2 separate regions of the Homo sapiens genome follow, and region 2 is linked to region 1. Evidence: read pairs that join two places in POLR2A ChIA-PET (ENCODE). Cell type or tissue: HepG2. All regions are shown on one strand. Links, peaks and the distances in the headings refer to the core of each region. The heading gives the core; the rest is flanking DNA.

What was found. Peaks named below come from ENCODE experiments on the same cell type or tissue, not always from the same donor. Only the 100,000 strongest peaks of a DNase experiment are listed, where the experiment ranks them.
Region 2: POLR2A ChIA-PET joins it to region 1 with 6 read pairs; 3 of 35 experiments call an interaction of 5 or more read pairs at or near these places.

What each region holds. Positions count from the first base shown.
Region 1 is chr7:99,095,518-99,104,377 of GRCh38, reverse strand. All of the region lies in intron 1 of SMURF1 (SMAD specific E3 ubiquitin protein ligase 1), which reads left to right. Among named protein-coding and RNA genes, the nearest start is that of SMURF1, 44 kb to the left of the region's middle. RefSeq lists enhancers at 657-1,856, 4,298-5,151, 5,152-6,006. In HepG2, for the core only: no CTCF peak of the experiment used is centred there; DNase peaks (open chromatin) are centred at 4,757, 5,197, 5,747 and 8,077; H3K4me3 peaks cover 2,306 bases.
Region 2 is chr7:99,186,125-99,194,984 of GRCh38, reverse strand. KPNA7 (karyopherin subunit alpha 7) reads left to right here. Exons shown (of 11, transcript NM_001145715.3): 6 at 1,884-1,966; 7 at 6,422-6,685. Among named protein-coding and RNA genes, the nearest start is that of KPNA7, 18 kb to the left of the region's middle. RefSeq lists a silencer at 3,985-4,279. In HepG2, for the core only: no CTCF peak of the experiment used is centred there; a DNase peak (open chromatin) is centred at 4,124.

The sequences.
Region 1 (8,860 bases), core at 477-8,476:
GGCTCTAGAGGAAAAAGTAGTAATAGCAGTTATAGCTGGGTAGTGAGATCATGGATACTTTTATTACTATTTATTTCTTCTGATTTCTATGAGCATATGTTACCTCTATAGTGACCAAAATGATTCTTAAGTTATTGTAAAAATATAACGTTTTAGAATACTTTTCTTCCAGTTGAAAAGTTATGTGTCCCGGCGGGGCACCATGGTTCATGCCCATAATCGCAGCACTTTGGGAGGCCGAGGCAGGCGGATCACTTGAGGTCAGGAGTTCTAGACCAGCCTGGCCAACATTGTGAAACCCCATCTCTACTAAAAATACAAAAATTACCCAGGCGTGGTGACGCACGCATGTAATCCCTTGGGAGGCTGAGGCACGAGAATTGCTTGAACCCGGGAGGCAGAGGCTGCAGTGAGCTGAGATCGCACCACTGCATTCTAGCCTGGGTGACAGACTGAGACTCCATCTCAAAAAAAAAAAAAAAAAAGTTGTGGCCCGGAGATATCCATCACAAATTGCTTTTCATATATGACAAGAAAATTTCAAAAATTGTCTCCATCAATATATGAATTTTCTCTTTGAAGTTTTGTGTCCTACTGTGTGTGTTTATTGTAGACAGGACAAGCAATTTCCATCATTGAAACCAGAAAACATCTTTGGAATTTTAAACTCAGTGTTGCTGTATTTTGGGGATTACATAAAAGCATTGATAAAATAAGTTGTGCTTTAAATGGAAGATTTAAATCTGTGAAGCTTTTTAAGATTGTGTTTGTCACGTCTTGGCACACATTTCTTGTTTGTAGAGTCTGGTTATGAAAAGACTCTGGTTTCCATATGTATATTTAAAATACTCTGAGTCATGGATTCAAATGAGTAATTGACATAATATGTCCATCAGATTCCTGCTTTGTCATACCGTCACATAAGGGGAGTACATTTATTTTAGTAATTGTAATAGTAAACACAGTTAATTAGCAAAATGGTATTCATTTTAAATACCTTTCCCCGGTGTCTTTTATAACTTTCCAGAAATTGCTTTATTGGAATGAAAATGTGTTTGATTTCACAGGAGGCTTAGGAAAAGGGCCACATGTGTATGAACACAGGCGTATGTATACAGTGCTGGGAGTGGTGTATACATAGGTGTTTAGAGATTAGAAGCTCCATGTCTCTATTTCTTCCTCCTTTTTGCTAAGTCTCAACTCAGAATCTGAAACCACATTGATTGTAAGATGTACAATTACATGTGCCACCAAAAAAGAAAAAAAATTGATTGTAACCGGGTGTGGTGGCTCATACGTGTAATCTCAGTACTTTGGGAGGCTGAGGTGGGTGGATCGCTTGACTCAGGAGTTTGAAACCAGCCTGGGCAACATAGTGAGAACCTATTTCCCCTAAAGATAGAAAAATAAGCCAGGCATGATGGCACGCACCTGTGGTCTCAGCTACTTGGGAGGCTGAGGTGGGAGGATCGCTTGAGCCCTGGAGACGCACTGCTGTACTCCAGCCTGGGTGACGGAGTGAGACTGTGTCTCAAAAACAAAAAAACAAAAAAACCAAAAAAATGCAGTTGTAAGATTTACAATTACGTGCACCACCAAAAGAGAAAAAATGCTATGAATCAAATAATGTTGATGCTTTCTAATTATCTATAACCTTTACTTATAACATTGAAAGAGCCACTTATTTAAGTATAGATTTTTTGCATGTGTTATTCTTGTATATACATAATTTAAAAGTATAAGAAAAATAGATTAAGGAATTCTTAACATTTCTTCACAGTCAGTGTCCATCTCTTCTGAATCATCCGTTTGACACAGAATCAACAATATTTGTATTTTCACATAATGAGTAATCAAAGTGTTGACAAGGCAGCTTTTCTGGAAGAGGGCTCTGTAAGTTTTTTTAAACAGCTATATTAAGATAGAATTCACATACCATATAATTTGCCCCTTTAAAGTGTAAATATCAGTGGTTTTGGGTATATTCAGTTATTCATTTTGTAAATTTGGCAAAATACACATTATAAAATTTGCCATTTTAACCATTTTAACTATTGAGTGGATAAATTCTCTTTCAAAACTCTTTAGAGACAGATGCGTAGGATATTAATATGTACAAAGAACAACAAAATATTGAAATAATTTCATCATAATATTAGGGAGATTTTAGAATGTATAAAAATATAAAAATTCCATGTTACTATGTATAGGATCCTATTTTACCTATCTTTTATATATAGTACAAATTTAAGTGGAATCAAAATGTGTAATCCTAGTATGCCCATATAAAAGGGTAGCCAATATACAATGCCTTGTCTTTGAAAATTTCAAATGTGCATCATAATATCACATTAAAAGTCTTTGAATGTGCCTAGACATGGAAATGCAAAATAAGAAAAATGAAATTATTCCCTTGTTTTGTATGTATCTTTTTTTTTTTTTTTGAGACGTGGTCGTGCTCTGTCGCCCAGGCTGGAGTGCAATGGCACAATCTCGGCTCACTGCAACCTCCGCCTCCCTGTTCAAATGATTCTCCTGCCTCAGCCTTCCCAATAGCTTACAGGCGCACACCACCACGCCTGGCTAATTTTTGTGTTTTCAGTAGAGATGGGGTTTCACTACAGTGGCCAGGCTGGTTTCCAACTCCTGACCTCAGGCGATCCGCCTGCCTCGGCCTCCCGAAGTGCTGGGATTACAGGCGTGAGCCACCATGCCCGGCCGTGTGTATCATTTTTTTCCCTTGAGGGTGAGATTAAAATGTCTAGACCTTTAGATGTGGAATTCCCACCTCCATTTACGAAAAGTGATTACACATTGGGCAATAAATTAAATCTATTTATTGTGTTTCAGTTTGAAATTTAATTGTGCATGTCTCTGGTAGGGTATTTTTTTGCTGTTTAAATCTCTGCTCCAAATATGAGCCAGGAACACTGTAGCTCAGTTTTAAAATTAGTAGAAACTGCATGTTACATGAATGGAACATTCTTTTTTGTTGTTGTTCTTTTTGAGACAGGGTCTTGTTCTATCACCCATGCTGGAGTGCAGTGGTGCAATCATAGCTCACTACAGCCTCGAGCTCCTGGGCTCAAGTGATCCTCCCACCTCAGCCTCCTGAGTAGCTGGGACTACAGGCACACACCACTGCACCCAGCTAATTTCTGTATTTTTTTGTAGAGATGGGATTTTGCCATGTTGCCCAGGCCGGGGATGGGACATTCCTTTCACTATTCCCTACCCCCCCATATTTCTTCAGAACTTAATAATAGTTTTGTTCCTTATCAAGAACCAAGTTCATTGGTAGCCTCCCAGAAAACTGGATTCAGTTCTAAAATGAAGAGATGGCTGGAAAACTTATCGAATGCATTTAAAAATTGGTCACCTTTTCCTCCATTTAAGAAAAGTCTCAAAATCACTTCATTATGTATAGTGTTCTTTTCTCCACCTTGCTTATCTCTGAAACACTCTTTCTCGGCTTTGGATTTAAAATTTGGTAAGAATTATTGTATCTCTCTTTGACTCTGAATATTCTTGTTGCTTTGTAAGATGTATATGTCTAAATTTCATCTCTTCACTTCACATCATGAAATCTTCCTTCTCTAGTCTTCTGTTTTAAGTCTCAGTTTGACTGTTGATAGAATGTTTCCAGTATTAACTTATAAGCTATGACTATGAGTTGATAACTGTTGTTTTAACAAAGATACAAAATTTATTCAAATAAATCTGCTTTAGTCTCCTGGGAAAGCTGGATATATATTTCTGTGATGTTGGGCTGAGAATTCTGAACTGCATTTTTATTTTTATTTTTTTATTTTTGTTTATTTTTCAAGATGGAGTTTTGCTCTGTTGCCCAGGCTGGAATGAAGTGGTGCGATCTTGGCTCGCTGCAACCTCTGTCCCCAGGTTAAAGCGATTCTCCTGCCTCAGCCTTCTGAGTAGCTGGGATTATAGGCGCCCGCCACCATGCCCAGCTAATTTTTGTATTTTTAATAGAGACGGGGTTTCACCATGTTGGCCAGGCTGGCCTCTAATTCCTGACCTCAGGAAATCCACACTCCTCGGCCTCCCGAAGTACTAGGATTACAGGCGTGAGCCATTGGGCAGGGCCGGAATGGCGTTTTTAAATTGAAATTAACTGCTGGATGCGTTCTTACTTTCTTACTAGGTAGAGTACAACATCTTTCCTTTTGCTTAGTTTATATTGTTAAAAGTATATATTTGGCATTCTGGGGTCAGAGCATTTTGCTTTGCAGCTTTTTTTTTTTTTTTTTTAACTTTTCCCACTAAAGGTTTTAAGATTACTGTAAATGTGATAAGATGAACACACACAAAAAACCTGTGAGAACCAGGATTCTCCGGGGATTTGACTGTATATTTGGAATGCTGTGAAAGGCACTGGTGGCTGTCCTAGTTCGTTTAGAGTTGCTGTATCAGAATACCTGAAACTGGATAGTTTATAAAGTAAAGAGGTTTATTTAGCACATGATTCTGGGGGTTGGAAAGTTCAGGACTGAGCATTTGCATCTGGGGAGGGCCTTAGACTGTTTTAACTCATGTTGGAAAACAGAAGTGGAAATGATGTGTGCAAAGAAACCACATGGCCAGAGAGAGAAACCAAGGAAGCCAGACTCTTCTGAACAACCCACCCTCTTGGGAATGAATCCATTCCGTGAGAGTGAGAACTCACTCCCGTGGGAAGGCATTAATCTATTCATGAGAGCTCCACCCCCATGACCCAGACACCTCCCAGTAGGCCCATAGGCCCCACCTCCCACCGCTGCCACAGTGGGGATCAAATTTTAACATGAGTTTTGGTGGGGACAGACCAAACCACAGCAGTGGTCTTGCCAGCGTGTACATGATAATGGCATTTCCCCCCCTATCCTGGGAAAGGAATTACTGCACGGACCTTAGAAAGCAGATAAACCACTCTGTAAGAAATTAGGTATTTTCTTCTTAGAATCAATTCAGTTCAGTGTTACTGTTCTCTTTTATGTGTTAGACCCTGTGTTAGATACTGTGGAGTGACAGCAAAGCAATGTAAAACCTCCCTCGACTATTGAAACAGCCACCAAAGAGGTCAACTTCCTGCCTCCTGCCTCTCTCCATTCCTTCTCATTTTCTACTCCCGTGCCAGAGTTTATAGCTTTCCAAAAAAAAAAAAAAAAAAAGTAGTAGTGTTTGGCTCCTCATTGCCTCCAGGGCAAAGTCCAAATTCCTTAACATTGCATAGAAGACCTTTTCTCATCGGGCTCTAGTCTCCTCTTGTTCCTGAACCAAACCTTCCATAGAAACACATTTCCCTGAATGCATTCTGCCTCTCAAACATGTCTTTACACATGTTCTTTCTATAGAATGATCTACTCCCTAGTTACTCCTTCTTGTCTTCCCATCACAGTGTCTTCATAACGCTATTCACATTATTTATTTCCTTGTCTTTGCTGCTGCCAAAGATGAAAGGAGGGATCTCAATCATTTCCATTCCAGGGCCTGGCACAAAGCGCTTATTAAATGTTGTTTTCAGTGAATGATGCAGAGTAACCTCCTTAAAGGATCTTATAATTTAATGAGGAGGGAAGATGATCAGAGGGCCGAAAGTCACTAACATGTGTCTGAATGGAAATAGTGTATTATTCAGCTAAATTCTGCAGTTTCCCTTGACCAGACATAGAACAAATATAAATCTGTCCAGTTTTAGTTGCCCCATAGCTTAGTGTTTGGTGACATTTCTCAGTGCACTGTGGTGCTATTTTGTATGCTGCTGTTCTTTGTCAATGAAGCTCCAAGCAGAGGGCTTGTGAATACGGAGCTAAGGTTTGTTGCAATGGGGAAGAAATATGAGTCAATTAGTGATGAAAATGAGAAAATGCACTGTTCGATATCATAGGCATGATCTTGTCAAATTGAAAAAAGTTCTCTTTACACTGTGAGACCATTCTGTCTTTTGTTATTATATGCATACTTCTCTCTCTTTGATTAGAGTCATTTTTTTTCCCTCCCAGCCAGTTAACATGTTCATAAACAGAGGTCCTTCTAACTCAGTTACCTTTTGTAATGCCCATAGGAAAATGCTCATTTTGGGGTTAAAATCTTATCGTCTCCCCTGCTTCCATCTCAGTTTCTTTACCTTACCAGAAAATTAGGTAATTATCTGTTAGATTTAAAATGTGAGGATCAGATTTAACTCCTGAAATAAGGAGAAGGGTGTAGATGATTTTGTTTATTCTTATAGCAAATTTAGCTTTATTGTAGAATTACTTTATAATAATTTACTAATTGGGATTTTTTTCTCCGTTTTATGTGTTTTCAATAAAAGCAGTTCTTGATGTTGACAGTGAAAATTTTGCTGGTGGCTAACTTGGGTTTTGTCTGTTGAAAAAGATCTTCATTTTTCTCTTGATTCTTAAAAGCTATTTTTGCTGGGTAGAGAATTCTAGGTTAGCAGTTATTTTCTTGAAGATATTTCTGTCTTCAAATCTTCACTGTGGCATTTCAGAAGTTGGTCACTCGTACTTGGAAAGTAATCTTTCCTTTTTCTGTGGCTGCATTCAATATTTTTATCTTTGTATTTCACTTTCTGCAGTTTCACTGTGAAGTAACCAGGTGTGTATTTCTTTTCATTTATCCTGTTTGGGCTTTTTGAAGTGCATTACTGTCTTCGAAGCCATTCATTACTGTCTTTGTTTTGTGTTGCTATAACACAATACCACAGGCTGGGTAACTTATAAATAAAAGAAGTTTATTTCTTACAGTTCTCGAGGCTGGGTAGTCCAATATCAGGGTGCTAGCATCTGGCAAGGGCCTTCTTGTGGCGTCATTCCATAGTGAAAGATGGAAGGGCAAGAGAACATGTGTGAGAGAGAGAGCAAGAGATTGAACTCACAGCCTCGAGCCCTTTTTTAATGTCATCAATCCATTCATGCGAGTAGAGCCTTCATGACCTAAATATCTCCCATGAGGTCCACCTCCCAGCACAGTTGCATTGAAGATGAAGTTTCCAACATTTACTCCTTGGGGTGCACATTCAAGCCACTGCAATCACTGTTGAAAATTCGGAGCCGTGACCTCTTTCACTGTTGTTTTTGCCTCATTCCCTCTCTCTCCCCTCTTTTTGGTACTCAGTGAAGCTCAAGTTAGAGTTTATGATTGCAATGGTTCATTCTGCTTTCCTTTTAAAATTTCTTAAGGTAGAAGCTTAGATGCCTGATTTGCAACTTTTTTCTTTTCTAATAAAAACATTTAATCTTATAAATTTCATTCTAAGTTTAGCTGAATCTCACAAACTTTTTTTTTTTTCTTTCAGTTCAAAATATTCTCTAATTTCCTTTGAGACCTTCCCTGTCACCCATGGATTATTTAGAAGTGTGATGTCTACTATCCAAGTGTTTGAAGATTTTCCTGTTATTTTTTCACATTGCTTTCTAGTTTAATTCCATTATGGTCAGGAACATACATCGTATGACTCTAGTCCCTTTCAGTTTGCTACGATTTCTATTATAAATGTTCCATTTTGTACTTGAAAAGAATATGTACACTGTTGTGGTTGAATGGAGTATTCTATAAATGTCAGTTTGATCCCGTTAGTTAATGGTGTTCAGTTCTTCTATATATATCCTTGCTGACTCTGTCTACTAGCTCTGTCAATTGCTGATTAGAGTTTTTACGTCTCCAGCTGTAATTTTAGATTTGCCTCTTTCAATTCTGTCAGTTTTTGCTTTATGTATTTTGATGCTCTATTGTTAGGTACAAACACATATAGGATTGTTATATCTTCTTGGTGAATTGACCCTTTTATTATTATGTACTGTCTTTCTTTATCTCCCACACTTTTCTTTCTCTGAAGTTGAATATTAATATAGCCATTCAGGCTTTCTTATGATTAGTGTTTGCATGGCATATCTTTTCCTCCCATGTGAGTTGCAATTTCGCTGGTTCTTTATATGCTGAGTAATTTTGGATTTTATCCTTGACATTTTGGTTATTATGTTCTGAGACTCTGTGTCTTGTGTAAATACTGTGGAGAATATTGACGCATTTGTTTAGCAGGCATTGACCTAGTTGAGCTCAGGGCATGTGTTCTGTTCTAACTAGCCTTTTGCGGGTTGTGGTTTCAATGTCACTTGTTTTCAAAACCTTTGCAGTGCTATTTGTTACCTGTCTGTATTTTACCAGGTGGCCACCTGGAGCCTGGTTGGTGGTTTACCCCATGATTTAGGCGTCCTGGTCATTTGTAGGTGAAAGTTGTTCACAGTAGACCAAGGTTTGAGATTTTCTTGGTCACTCAGCTGAGGTGAAGCTGGGCTGCTGTCTGAACTTGTACCCTCAAGGTGCTGCCCCTTTGAAGGTTAGCCCACACTGATAGGTAATGCCCCAGGACCCCATTCTTGGAAGTTAAAGGACTCCAGCCCTCATCCTCCAGACTCTAAAAGGACTCCTTTCAGCAAATGTGACCCTAGGGCCAAAAAAGCAGCTGGACATCTGGGTTTTCTCCAGGCTCAGGCACTGATCTCAGGCTTCTAGACTTCAGAACTGTGAGACGATACATTTCTGTTGTTTAAGCCACTGAGCAGATGGTACTTTGTTATGGCAGCCCTAGCAAACTAATGCTAAGTGCGCAATTCTCATCTCCCCCAGGCCCCCGTGGCTAAGTTGAGATCTTTAAGAAAACATATTCTTTTAGGTCCTTAAATTTAACTTCGAGTACCTAGTCCATTGCCTGTGCATAGGAAGTAGGCACTTGATAAATACTCACTGGTGTTTCTGCTGTGATGGAAAATTTATGTCCCTGAAAAACCATACATTCTGCACAACAATACACTAAAAATAATAAGTGTCTTGTGGGAAAAGTAAGATTATAGCTGGT
Region 2 (8,860 bases), core at 314-8,313, 91 kb before region 1:
GATGTCCCAGAACACTTTGCCATGTAAATACCTAGAAGTGCTGGCAAGGGTACAATGAGCTGTTTCCAAACTCAAAGCCAGGCCAGGCACGGTGGCTCACGTCTGTAATCCCAGCATGTTGGGAGGCCAAGGCGGACGGATCACTTGAGGTCAGGAGTTCAAGACCAGCCTGGCCAACATGGTGAAACCCCGTCTCTACTAAATATACAAAAATTAGCCAGGCATGGTGGTGCATGCCCTGTAGTCCCAGCTACTCGGGAGGCTGAGGCAGGAGAATCGCTTGAACCTGGGAGGAGGAAGTTGCAGTGAACCAAGATAACGCCACTGTACTCCAGTGTGGGCAACAGAGGGAGATTCTGTCTCAAAACACCAAAAGCCCTCAAATCCAAGTTTAGAGGCCAAATATTGAAGCTGAAACAGGATGATACAGTGTATACTGAAGCCACAGGCTAACTAGAGACATCTGCCAACACTAAGGTCCTACAGCCTCAGGGCTTCGTGGCTTCAAGAACAAGTCTTTGGCTTATGCAGTGTGGGAGTTTATGATAGACCCTTACATAACTCGGGACCCCAGAAGGACTCTGCCTTCAGTGGAAGTTGCTAAGGGAACGTGCCAAAAACAAAAACAAAACAACAACAACAAAAAAAAACTCCTTGGTTTGGGCTAACAAGCCTTCCCTGAAAGTGGAATCCTCAGACTACCTTTCTGAATGTGGCAATCGATGCTCTTTCCTGCATGGTCTAGTGAATTAGTGCTGTAGGGTCGGAAGCCCCCAGATTCTTGGCTGACATCAATCCAGTGACTTTCTAGGGAAAACTCAATTAGGTCCCTCAGGATTTTGACAAATTAAGATCAGCCGACTATTAGCATTTTCAAGTTCAGAGAAGCAATAACTCCCGTGACTGAGTCAGCAGAAACAGTATGATTAGACCTCCAAGGACTCCACATATTGGAATTAGCAAACAGAATATAAAATAACTGCTAAAAGAAAACAAAAGCTTGCAGAGGCTTGGCGTAGTGACTCATGCCTTTAATCTCAGCACTTTAGGAGGCAGAGGTGGGAGGATGGCTTGAGCCCAGGAGTTTGAGACCAGCCTGGGCAATGTAGTGAGAACTTATCTCTACAAAAAATAAAAATATTCACCAGGCATAGTGGTGTATGCCTATAGTCCCAGCTACTCAGGAGGCTACGGTGGGACAATTGCTTGAGTTCTGGAGGTCGAGGCTGCAGTGAGCTATGATTGCACCACTGCACTCCAGCCAGGGCAATAGAGTGAGATCCTGTATCCCCCTCCCCCGCCAAAAAAAAAAAATAAAAGGCTGCAGGAGGAAAAAGTGCCTATTAGAGAAGTTGTCTCTCATTTTGCTTGGTGCAGTAAAGTAGGCAAGACTGGATGGTACAATGTGATGACTTGCCTTTGATGGTTGACAAATACAAATAGACTTCTAGGGTCTAAAATTGTTATCCTAGCTAAGGTAGCTGATGGCTGGTCACCAGCACCTGCAGATCCCCAGACTTTGTTCTGAGTTGCATTGGAAGTTACTGCCCTGTGCCAAGGTCTTCTGGGAAGACAACTTGGTCTGGACCAGCCTTCGTCTTCCTGAGAACCATGCTGTGAGATGCCAACAGCCCACCTTGGCTGAGTTGGCTGGCTCTGCTTCTAGCAGTTGCTGCTGTGTGATGCCTGCCTGTTACATCAGGACTGTCCACCCACCAGCCATGCCAGACTTCCAGAATTTAGTACGTGGCTCTACTACCTACTTGCTAAACCCGGGAATGAGTTTTTGTCTCTTGCCCTTTGCACACTCTTAAAAAATTAGTCACCCACTTCAGGATTGTCTTTGTTCTCTCTCTAAATGTCACATTCTGCTCTATTTGTAGGTGATGGCCCAGAGTTCAGAGATAACGTCATCACAAGCAATGCCATCCCACATCTCCTAGCCTTGATTTCACCCACCCTGCCGGTAAGTGTCTTTTTCTTTCTCTTTTTTTTTTTTTAAATTAAAATTTTAAAATAATCTTAATAGAGATGGAGCCTCACCATTCTGCCCAGGCTGGTCTTGAACTCCTGGCTTCAAGCAATCCTCCTACCTCTCAAAGTTCTGGGATTATGGACGTGAGCCACAGTACCAGGCCAAGTGGATGTCTTTAAATGAGAGAGAACCTCGTTAGGTAACAAATTCTAATGTTGGGAAATTGGGACATACTTCCAAATCCAATGCTAGATCATGTGGCTGCTGCCTGGCCTCTTAGAACCTCATAAACAAGGCTCAAGACTGGGCATGGTGGCTCATGTCTGTGATTCCAGTGCTTGCTAGGCCAAGACAGAAGGATCACTTGACACCAAGAGTTCAAAACCAGCCTGGGCAACATAGTGAGACCATGCTTCTAAAAATAAAAAAATTAGCTGAGCATGGTAGCGTACACCTGTAGTCTCAGCTACTCAGGAGGCTGAGGTGGAAGGATTGCTTGAGCCCAGGAGAGGGAGGCTGCAGAGAGCCAAGATCACACCACTGCACTCCAGCCTGGGTGACAGGTTGAGACTCTGTCTCTAAATAAACTAATAATAGCAAGGCTTAGGACTGAGTATCATTTTAGGTAAAGATTGACTCAGCTCTGTCTTTAGGGGCCAGTAGCACTGATCCTTCTCTTTGCGGCATTGGAAGAGGCCTACAAGCTTGCCATCTTGCAAAATAGATGACTGAAATCTCCATTCTAGGGTCACAGTTTAGCATATATGCCTGGTGTTCCATTATTGGAACACTAAGCCTGTGGGAGTTATTTATATCCTACTGCTCATGGTCATTACCAAGGTCTGATTTTTCACACAAAAAAATTTGCAACCTCTGGCATAAATGGGTTAATGTCTCACCAGTTCTGTTCATGGGGAACAGGCTCTTCTTTTGAGGCTTAGAGTCAAGGTTGGTTGATTTGTGGTTATTGATTGAAGAGGACTTCTGGTTTAGGAACTGGGTTCTCGATTTGCCTCAAACAAAAATGAAGAGCAGCCAGAGGACTATGTTCAAAACCTTCATCTGGGAACCGTGGCTCACACCTGTAATCCCAACAATTTGGGAAGCTGAGGCGGGTGGATCACCTGAGGTCAGGAGTTTGAGACCAGCCTGACTAATATGGCGAAATCCTATCTCTACTAAAAATACAGAAACTAGCCAGGCATGGTGGCACGTTCCTGTAGTCCCAGCTACTTGGGAGGCTGAGGCAGGAGAATTGATTGAACCTGGGAGGCGAAGGTTGCAGTGAGCCAAGGTTGCGCCACTGTGCCCCAGCCTGGGCAACAGAGCAAGACTCTGTCTCAAAACTCTTCAAGATGGGAGAAAAATCTGACATGGTTGAACCAATAAAAGACTAGCCATGACCGAGAGAGTTTAAGTAGAGAACACTTAAGATGGCAAGCAGGAAAAGGGCTTAGACATCTTCCTGCTAGCAGCAGGGAGGCTTTGGAGGATTTTGAGGCAAGGGAGTAGAGTGGTCTGATCTTTCAGAAAGGCCCTTCTGGTTGCCTGCCGTAGAATTATATAGCAGAGAGAGGCCGGATGCGGTAGCACTTTGGGAGGCCGAGGTGGGCAGATCACGAGGTCAAGAGATCAAGACCATCCTGGCCAACACGGTGAAACCCCGTCTCCTAAAATTACAAAAATTAGCTGGGTGTGGTGGCACGCACCTGTACTCCCAGCTACTCAGGAGGCTGAGGCAGGAGAATCTCTTGAACCTGGGAGGTGGAGGTTGCAGTGAGCCGAGATTGTGCCACTGTACTCCAGCCTGGTGACAGAGCAAGACTCCATCTCAAAAAAAAAAAAAAAATTGTATAGCAGAGGGAGATGGTGAAGCAGGTGGGTCTGGGACATAGCCATTCTAGACGTGAAAGGGAGACAGCAAGAAGCCAGGATGCCCCTAGGTTTCAGGTTAGATTGTTCAGATGATTGTCTTCCTAGAGAAAGGGGAAAAGTGCAGGAAAAAAAGAAATTGGAGCTTGTGTTGCAGGCATGAAGTTGAGGCGAGTTGGAGACACCATTGCAGCAGAGTCGGATTGACAGATGTACCTTGCTAGGTGACATATGTGTATATGTCACCCAGCCAGGCAAGGTCAGCTGGGGCCAGGGGTCACAAACATGACCTGGCTGGCCGCTTGCTTTGTAAATAGTTTTATCAAGCTGGGCATGGTGGCACGTGTCTGTAGTCCCAGCTACTTGGGAAGGCAAGGCGAGAGGATCGCTTGAGTTTGAGGCTGCAGTGAGCTGTGATTGCACCACTGCACTCCAGCCTGGGTGATGGAGTGAGACCCTGTCTCCCCCCAAAAAAAAAAAAAAAGTTTTACTGGCATGCAGCCACACTCATTTACATACTGTCTGGTCTACAAGGACAGTTGTTGTTGCCACAGAAGCCACAGGCTAAAAATGTTTAAGATCTGGCCCTTTACCGAAAAAGTTTTCAACCCCTGACCTAGAGTGTGAGGAGAGCCTGAGACCCAGTCCTGTGGGCTCTAAGGTTCTAAATTCAGGCAGAGCCTGCCAAAAAGACTAAGTAGAAACAGCTAATTTGGCCATAGAAAACCAGGTTTGGTGTCACAGTTGCCAAGAAGAGCTCTTTCTTTTTTTTCTGCTTTTTTTTCTGCTTTTTTTTTTTTTTGAGACAGAGTCTTGCTCTGTCACCAGGCTGGAGTGCAGTGGTGCAATCTCAGCTCACTGCAACCTCCGCCTCCTGGGTTCAAGCGATTCTTCTGCTTCAGCCTCCCGAGTAGCTGGGATTACAGGCACATGCCACCCCGCCTGGCTAATTTTTGTGTTTTTAGTAGAGACGGGGTTTCACCATCTTGGCCAGGCTGGTCTTGAACCCCTGACCTCATGATCCACCTGCCTCGGCCTCCCAAAGTGTTGGGGTTACAGGTGTGAGCCACCACGCCCAGCCGAGAGCTCCTTCAAAAAGAAAGGGCTGACTACTAACCACAGCTGAGAGGGACAGTAACTTTAGGACCAAGAAGCAGCTGCTGTGTTTGGTGACTTGGAAGGAGCTGATTCCCATCCCTAACCCCAAAGAAGGGTTAGAAACATGACTAGAATGGCCTGAAGAACAACTGGAGGCCAGGCGCTTATGTCTGTAATCCCAGCATTTTGGGAGGCCGAGGCAGGAGGATCCCTTGAGCCCAGGAGTTTGAGACCAGCCTGGGCAACATAGCAAGACTTTCCTCTACAAAAAGCATGTCTAGCCACAGCTACTCAGGAGGCAGAAGTAGGAGGATCACTTGGGCCTGGGAGGTTGAGGCTGTAGTGAGCTATGATCACGGCACTGCACTGCAGCCTGGGCAACAGAGTGAGACCCTGTCTCAACAAACAAACAAAAAACCCCAACAATTGGGAATCTGGGAGGTAGACAGTGAATATAGATGCCTCTCTGAGGGTAGACTCTGAAAGACAGAAGTGTGATGATGGCTGAAAGGGGCAGAAGGGGAGGGGCTGACAGTCCCAGGGTATGTTTCCTTACTGGTGGGAGTGATTTGGGGGCAGGGATGATTCTGGGCGGAATCTTTAAAGGCAAAAAGTAAGGGCCAGGTGTGGTGACTCAGGCCTGTCATCACTTTGGGAGGTGGAGGTAGGCAGATCACTTGAGCCCAGGAGTTGAAGTCCAGACTGGGCAACATAGCAAGACCCCTGTCTCTACTAAAACTAAAACTAATAATAAAAGGCCAAAAGGGATGGGATCCAGAGGCAGAGTAGGAAGACTGATTCTCAATTAGAAGATTAGAAATCTGGGGATGACATGCCAGTAGTGTTTTAGACCAGTGGGAAGACCAAGTAACTCCTGCTTGATCTTGTTGTCAGTGAAAAATGAAATTAGGTCATCAATCAAATGGGAAAGGACATTTTGAAAGACAAAGGAAACCTCCATCTAACATTGGAATGTGAAATACGAACCTCGTTCTGTGTCCCTAATACACATCACTGCCTAGAACACATTTCTATTTGAAGTTCAAAAGCTCTCGTTCAGTCGGGCACAATGGCTCACCCCTGTAATCCCAGCACGTTGGGAGGCTGAGGCCGGCAGATCACTTGAGGCCAGGAGTTCAAGACCAGTCTGGGCAACATGGTGAAACCCCATCTCTACTAAAAATACAAAAATTAGCTGGGCGTGTGTGGTGGCGGGCACCTGTAATCCCAGCTACTCAGGAGGCTGAGGGAGGAGAATCACTTGAATCCAGGAGGCAGAGGTTGCAGTGAGCCAAGATTGCATCACTGCACTCCAGCCTGGGTGACAGAGCAAGGCTGTCTGAAAATAATAAATAAAATTTTAAAAAGCTCTGGTTCATGCTGATCTATGGTATTGATTGGAAATGGTAAGAACACACTGCTGTTTGCATTTTCTCTCCTTTGCACCCAATGCTGGAGGCAGTCTCCTTGTTACAGATCACATTTCTGCGGAACATCACGTGGACCTTGTCGAATCTGTGCCGAAACAAGAACCCATACCCTTGCGACACTGCGGTGAAGCAGATACTGCCGGCCCTCCTTCACCTCCTGCAGCACCAGGACAGTGAGGTTCTCTCGGATGCCTGCTGGGCACTGTCCTACCTCACCGACGGCTCCAACAAGCGCATCGGCCAAGTGGTTAACACGGGGGTCCTGCCCAGGCTGGTAGTGCTCATGACCAGCTCAGAACTCAATGTCTTGGTAAATGCAATCCTGGGCCCTGTGGATTCGAGTCCTCGGGTCATAGTCACTTTAGCAGGTTCTGGGGCAAGGTTTGTCATCTGCATTTCCCTGGTCTTTGCTTTTTTTTTTTTTTTTTTTTTTTTGAGACAGAGTCTTGCTCTGTCACCCAGGCTGGAATGCAGTGGCACAATCTCAGCTCATTGCAACCTCTGCCTCCCAGGTTCAAGCGATTCTCCTATCTCAGCCTCCTGGGTAGCTGGGATTATAGATGCCAACGACCACGCCCGGCTCATTTTGTATTTTTAGTAGGGACAGGGTTTTACCATGTTGGCCAGGCTAGTCTCGAACTCCTGACCTCAGGTGATCCTCCTGCCTCGGCCTCCCAAACGACTGGGATTAGAGGTGTGAGCCACTGTGCCTGCCCATCTTTGCTACTCTGTGGCCAAAAGCTTGAATCTATTTTGATGTCAAATCCTAGTGGGTTTTTTTTTTTTTTTTTTTTTTTTTTTTTTTTTTTTAAAAAAAAAGGCCGGGCACGGTGGCTCACAGCTGTAAAAATACAAAAATACAAAAATTTATTTGTAAAACACCAAAGAATTAACTGAGTGTGATGGCGCACAGCTGTAATTCCAGCTACTCGGGAGGCTGAGGCAGGAGAATTCCTTGAACCCAGGAGGTGGAGGTTGCAGTGAGCTGAGATCGTGCCACTGCTCTCCAGCCTGGGTGACAGTGACATTCCATCTCAAAAAAAAAAAAAAAAAATTAGCTGGGTGTGGTGGTGCATACCTGTAGTCTCAGCTACTGGGGAGGCAGAGTTGGGAGAATTTATTGAGCCCAGAAGTTTGAGGATGCAGTGAGCTGTGATGGCACACTGTACTCCAGCCAGAGTGACAGTGAGACTGGGGATTAAAAAAAAAAACAACCCATTATCCTCTCCCCAGTTTGTTCTCTTAGACTAGCTCAGATATAGGCAGAAAGCAAGTAAAACCATTACTAATTGCTTTTCTAGGTTATTATTTTTTTTGTGTGTGAGACGGAGTCTCTCTGTCATCCAGGCTGGAGTGCAGTGGTACAATCTTGGCTCACTGCAACCTCCACCTCCCGACTTCAAGCAATTCTCTTGCCTCAGCCTCCTGAGTAGCTGGGATCACAGGCACCCACTACCATCACGCCCAGCTAATTTTTGTATTTTTAGTAGAGACAGGGTTTCACCAGGTTGGCCAGGCTGGTCCTGAACTCTTGACCTCAGGTGATCTGCCCACCTCAGCCTCCCAAAGTGCTGGGGTTACAGGCATGAGCCACTATGCCCTGCCGCTTTGCTATGTTATTAAACATGTCACCTACATCATATACTGCTTTGAAATGTGGGTGCATTATATTGAAGATGTCTCTATGCTGCCTGCTCTTTATTTTCTTAATATTTTACCTAATATTGCATATTCTGCAGCCTTAGTGATCATCTATTTTGAGATTAGCATAGGACTTCTCAGATGTTGAGTTGGTTTCGGGATAGTGCTAGGGGCATGGAGAGTATGAGATAAGACAAGCCATTTTTGTTGTTGTTGTTGTTGTTTTTTGACAAAGTCTCACTCTGTTGCCAAGGCCGGAGTGTGGTGATACAATCTTGGCTCCCTGCAACCTCTGTCTCCTGGGTTCAAGAAATTTTCCTGCCTCAGCCTCCCAAGTAGCTGGGACTACAGGTGTGCACCACCACACCCAGCTAATTTTTGTATTTTTAGTAGAGACGGTGTTTCCCCATGTTGGCCAGGCTGGTCTCAAACTCCTGGACTCAAGTGATCCATCCGCCTCGGCCTCCCAAAGTGGAGAAGTAAATTCTCTAAGAAGTTGCTTACCCCCGGGTTCTGGGGCCTATTTGGAGCTGCCCTGGTAAGGCCATGACTGGCCTGAAGTACACTTCTACCTCTCACTTTGGTATCAGGTAAGTAGCCTAATAGGCTAGGAAAATTCTAGAACTGTTGCTGGGCTTTACTGGGGCTGCCACTACAGTACAGAGAAATCTGAATAAAGCCATAGTCAGCTATTGTAGGAGAGTTGTTGTTTTGAGCCCAATCGTAGACCTGTCCTGGGGATCTTCTGAGCCATTATGAAGGGCTTCCCAATCACACCAGGAAATGGCATTGAGATCTCATTATCTCCAATTAAATATGCAACACGCTTGACACTGATAAATAC